Linked DNA regions of Homo sapiens: region 1 is linked to region 2. Evidence: read pairs that join two places in POLR2A ChIA-PET (ENCODE). Cell type or tissue: HCT116. All regions are shown on one strand. Each heading gives the region's core, and the rest is flanking DNA. Links, peaks and the distances in the headings are about the cores only.

Region 1 (2,927 bases), core at 251-2,750, 63 kb before region 2:
ATCCTAGCTGGAAGAAGTATGAAAATGTGATTCCTGTTGAATGCCATCCAAGAGAAATAGACTCTGGCAGTATAGGGGCAGCAACTTTATGAAGAATTCCTTTGGTTATATGAAGAAAACAATAGAATTGCCATATTGTCAAGCAATTCTACTCTTAGTATATACTCAAGAGAAATGAAATCATATATTCACTAAAAATGTGCACACACTCATAGCAGCATTACCCAGAATAGCCAAAAAGTAGAAACAACTCAAGTGTCCATCAGCTGGTTAATGGATAAATAAAAATGTGGTATATCTATACAATGGAATATAACTTACTCTCAGAAAAGGAATGAAGTACTAACACAGGTTGCAACATGAATGATCCTTGAGAACATTATGCTAAGTGAAAGCAACCAGTCACAAAAGCACACATATTTATACAGCATTTCCATGATACTATTTATACAGCATTTTCGTAATAGGCAAATCATGGAGACAGGAAGTAAATTAGTGGTTGCTAGAGGTTGGAGGGGAGAATAGGAAATGGATTATTCAAGCATAGATTTCTTTTGAGAGTGATGAAAATATTCTGGAATTAGATAGTGATATCTGCAGTTATGTGAATATACTGAAAACTGTTGAACTGTACATTTTAAAATAGTGATTTTTATGGTATGTGAATCTCATTTAAAAAATCAAGAGCAGTGTAAATTATCCATTCTTTCCATGATAGAGCAGGACAAATGATGAATGTATATGTTGGCCAGTGGCATAAGTGCAATTTGAAGCTTCATAGCATGGTAATTTGTGGCTTACAGAATGCTCACATTCTTCAGTACCTTAAAATTGTTGATCCTAATGTGCTCCTCTTCTCTTTTCTTCTCATCCCCACTTTTATCCTCTACCATACATACAAGTCATTTCTAGTGTAAATTTTAGCTGTACATTTCCATGTTGCAGACATTACAATTTTCAACATGTTCAATGACTAGGCCCAGAAGAGGATGTCATCCAAGGCAATGTTTTCCAAAGTGGATCAAAATTACTGAGGAAGGGAGTCTTTTAAAAAATCAGCTTCCAGGACTATGCATAGAAGCAAGGAATTTACCTTGATCACGAGCATCGCAGGAGATGGATGCATAGGCACATCCACGTTTGGGAATCTGCTTCTAGAAATTGAGCAAGACTTAATGCGGGTTCTTTGCCTGTTCACTCAGTGATGACAATTATGGTTAAATAAACTTTCCTAGGCCTCTGAACTTATCATTGACTCTGTCTCCTTTGTAACTCTGCTCTCCTCTTCCCAGATGACTGGCCATCTGGATGCTGTAGTGTCAGGGGAAGTACACAAAGCAGCCTTCCCCATTCCGTGTGAGAAGACTGACATTCTCTGCACTTAAAGGCAAAGATGCTTGCATCAAATTTACCGAATAAGGCACAGACTCACTTCAGGACCCTGTGTCCCATTGTTCCTTCTATATTTGGAAGACTAAACTAAGAGAGTTCTGATAATGGACCAAGGGATACACCATCTATGACGTTATTATTAACACAAATGGGTTAAATAAGAGGAAAAATAATTTATCATCTGTGTCCCTCGCAGGCAAACAGGAAATCCTTCTGATAGTTATCTGGCCAGCATGACTCAGCATGGCTGTGACTCATCTTCCATTCCCTGGTGTATTTCTAATGTGTACCCATAGTGTGAGTCCATGGAGGCTGCCAGGTTTTTGTAATCCCTCTTCTACCCCTACCCTCAACCTCCCAGGCAGCCTGAGATCTGACAAAGAGAAGTTAAAAAACGCAAATATTCCAAATCAGTGACTGGAAAAAGTGATATCACAAGCGAAACAAGAATCCAGTCCATAGGCCAAGACTGCTATCTCTCTCTCTTTTTTTTTTTTTTTTTTGAGATAGAGTCTCGCTCTGTTGCCCAGGCTGGAATGCAGTGGCGCGATATTGGCTGACTGCAAGCTCCGCCTCCCGGGTTCACGCCATTCTCCTGAGTAGAGTAGCTGGGACTACAGGCGACCGCCACCACACCCAGCTAATTTTTTTGTATTTTTTTTAGTAGAGACGGGGTTTCACCGTGTTGGCCTGGATGGTCTCGAGCTCCTGACCTAGCTACCTGCCTGCCTCAGCCTCCCAAAGTGCTGGGATTACAGGGGTGAGCCACCACGCCCGGCCCAAGTCTGCTATCTCTATTCCAACAAGGTAAGAACCAATCTCCAAAACAGGCCTCTAAATGAAACTGATTTTTTCTTCTTAAGCAACCTACATCAAGACCAAAACCTAATTAATGACTTCTTAAATTCTATTTTTTTAATATATAAATCCCCCCAAACATTTAAAAATACCTTACTTTCTAGAGCCACTATCTAGGAGCCACTTCTGCTCTGGCTGTCCAGTTTCACCTGAGTTTCTCTTCCTGGCTGTGTTTTTCTGTTCTTAGGCTGGTGATGAATACCAACAGTAACCCTGAGAAGTTCACCTTTGTCCCTTCCACTCAGCCCACTGTGTGCCATACTGGGAACTGAAGAACTAGCCTCAGGGTAAAGAAAGCTAGTGATTGCAATCAAAATGAAGCAGAACATCACATAAGATTTGATTCCATGGGATTATCCCAGAACCCCACGTTCCTAGACCTGATACCATCTTCAAGCAGAAGGTGGAATTGACTTTCCCTATATTCCAACTTTTCAGCTGTAATTCCTCCTTTTGGCATGTGCCCCATTTAAGATGCCTTTGATGTTCAAGTTAACTTGGTTTTATATTTAGTAAGCATTGTACAAGTATAGCAAGCAGGAGTGTACTTTGATCATGACTGCCCATTTCTCACTGTCACTCCATTTCTGTAGATCAGTGATTTTCAAAGCATAGTTCTCAGACCTGTGACAACATCAGCACCTTGGAATATGTAGAAATGCAGATTCTTAGGCCCC
Region 2 (2,927 bases), core at 114-2,613:
TATTTACATGGCCTGAAAGCATTGTCCCACAACATACGTATGAATTACAAAGGAAAAAAGAGTGACTTTATCCTGGCAAGCCTGGATAATATCACCTTAATCAAAGGACCAAATTAACATAATCAGTAATATGACAAATCAAAATTGTATGTCATCTTATAGGAAGAAATAAGAACACAGCATCACTTCAGTGCTATATTTGCCAAAGAATACCCTGAATTTCACCATGTTTCAACAATCAGATTCATGAATCTAATCTAATCAAACATCATACAAAATCAAATTGAAAGACACTCTACAAAATAACAAACCCGCAATCATCAGAAGTGTCAAGGTCATGAAAGTTAAGAAGAGAAGACTAAGATGAAGGCAATCTAAAGAGACACAACTAAATGCAACATGTAATCCTGAACTGGATCCTTCTCCTCTAAAAGACATCAGTGGGACAATTGCTGAAACTTCAGTGAGGGTTAGAATAGAATGACAGAAATATCTCAGTGTTGGGCCAGGCGCAGTGGCTCACACCTGTAATGCTAGCACTTTGGGAGGCCAAGGAGGGTGGATCACCTGAAGTCAGGAGTTCGAGACCAGCCTGGCCAATATGGTGAAACTCTGTCTCTACTAAAAATACAAAAATTAGCCAGGTGTGGTGGCAGGTGCCTATAATCACAGCTACTCAGGAGGTGAGGCAGGAGAATCACTTGAACCTGGGGGGCAGAGGTTGCAGTGAGCCAAGATCATGCCACTTCACTCTAGCCTGGGCAACAGAGTGAAACCCTGTCTCAAAAAAAAAAAAAAAAAAAAATCCCAGTGTTAATTTCTTGATTTTGATGGTCGTTTTGTGGCTATATAGGAGAATTTCCTTATTTGTTATGAATACATACTAAAGTTTTCAGATGTAACAGGGCATCCTGTCAACAACTTTCCTGTAAGTTTGAGGTAGTTTGACAAAGGTCTTAAGTGGAGTTGACAAAGGTCTTAAGTGACAAAGGTCTTAAGTTGACAAAGGTCTTAAGTCACTCCTGGGTGACTCAGTAGGGAAGGACATAGGGCTTTTGTGCAGAATAGGTGTGGACCTTTGTCCTCACTCTTTATTCTCCCAGCATACTCTACAACACCCAGAGGCTGAGAGAATGATGTGTCTATGTGATTTCATAGCAGAGATGTCCTGGTGTGTGTGCAGGACAGCACTTTCTAGTTCTGAGTCATCATGTAAAGTGAGCTTCCTCTGATCTTTTCAATATAAATGATTTTTTTAAAGCCCTTCCTTCTCAAACCCATTCCCATGCAGGTTACTCTCTAGTTGTAAGATGGGAGCAGGAATTGGGGAATAACCCTGGGTTTGGAAAGTTAAGACCTAGTTTGACCTTGGTCTCTTTGAGAAGCCTTACCTCTCTGGTTGCCATGAACATCAGTTGAGATATGTGTGAAAACTCTTTGATGTATGTTATGTAAATGCTAGTATAATAATGGCTACTTCCCATCATCAGGGCTCACAGGAGGCAAAATTAAGTCATAGGTGAAGTTGTTCTCAGTTTTCTTTCTCTGTTGTCCTTTTCACCACTGTAGCAACTATTACTTTGGTGTTCTGATGGTAACTTTGTATTCCCCTCATTGCTTCTACATTTATTATTTGAAAATAATTTGTAAGGAAGATTTGTTCATTTTCCCTCATTTATTTATTCAGTCATATATATCAGGATCTAAAAATTCAGAATATATAAAATCAGTGTACATATAGTATATATTATTGATTCGTATGTATTTATTAATTTGAACTTTTCATCTAAGAATAATTTTAGATTTACAGGAAAGTTGCAGAGCTCTCATATATCTCTCATCTAGTTTCAGTTTCCTCCACGCCATCATCTTACATTACAATAGTGCATTTGCCAAAACTAAGAAACTGACATTGGTACATCACTATTCACTAAACTCCAGATTCTATGTGGATTCCCTCAGTTTCTCTATCCATGTATTTTGCTGTTCCAGGAGCCAACCCAACACACCCTACTGTATTTTGTTTTTATACTTCCTCAGTCTCCTCTGGTCTGAGATAGCATGTTTTTCCTTTATCGCCTTGAGGAAAGACATCTCATTCATAGTACAATCAGATTCATTTGATACAGTCTGCATTCCATCCTGGGATCCCATCAATATCTTGGGTGATTTTTATATTTGCATACAATGAAGTTTATTCTCTGTAATGTATACATCTACAGGTTTTAGCAAAAGCATAGTGATGTATTCACCACCATGGTACCATACAGATTAGTTTTGTCACTCCAAAAATTCCCTTGTGCAGCCCATTTGCAGTCAACTCTTCCTACTTCCTCAAATCCCTGGTATCAAATGATCTGGATTTTTGTGTGTCTATAATTTTGTCTTTTCAAGAATGTCACACATAGAATCATACATATAACCTTTGGGATCTGGCTTCTTTCACTCAGAAAAATACATTTAAGATTTGTTTGTGCTATTTCATGAATCTATAGTTTATTTTTATTACTGAATAACTGTCCATTCCATGGATATACCAGTTTATCCATTCACTTGATGAAGAGCATCTTGGTTATTTCCAATTTTGGGTGATTATGAATAAAGCACAAAATATAAACATTTTATATATGGGATTTTGTGAATATATTTTTTCAATTCTCTTAAGCAAATAACTAAGATTGAGATTCCTAGATCAAATGGCAAGTGTGTGTTTAACTTTAAAAGAAACTGTCCAATTCTACCAAAGGACTATACCATTTTGCATTCCCACCAGTCAGTGAATGAGAGTTCCTGTTACTCTACATCTTTGTCAGCCTTTGGTGTTGTCTGTTTTTTTCCAAGACATTTTAATAGTTATTTGGTAGTATATCATTATGGTTTTAATTCACAATTCTCTACTAACTAGTGATATCATGCATTTTTATGTT

What was found. Peaks named below come from ENCODE experiments on the same cell type or tissue, not always from the same donor. Only the 100,000 strongest peaks of a DNase experiment are listed, where the experiment ranks them.
Region 1: POLR2A ChIA-PET joins it to region 2 with 5 read pairs; 2 of 35 experiments call an interaction of 5 or more read pairs at or near these places.

Annotation. Positions count from the first base shown.
Region 1 is chr1:172,932,773-172,935,699 of GRCh38, reverse strand. No RefSeq gene overlaps it. Among named protein-coding and RNA genes, the nearest start is that of TNFSF18, 120 kb to the left of the region's middle. In HCT116, for the core only: no CTCF peak of the experiment used is centred there; a DNase peak (open chromatin) is centred at 1,659; H3K4me3 peaks cover 1,664 bases; H3K27ac peaks cover 2,500 bases.
Region 2 is chr1:172,869,603-172,872,529 of GRCh38, reverse strand. No RefSeq gene overlaps it. Among named protein-coding and RNA genes, the nearest start is that of TNFSF18, 180 kb to the left of the region's middle. In HCT116, for the core only: no CTCF peak of the experiment used is centred there; a DNase peak (open chromatin) is centred at 1,169; H3K27ac peaks cover 2,500 bases.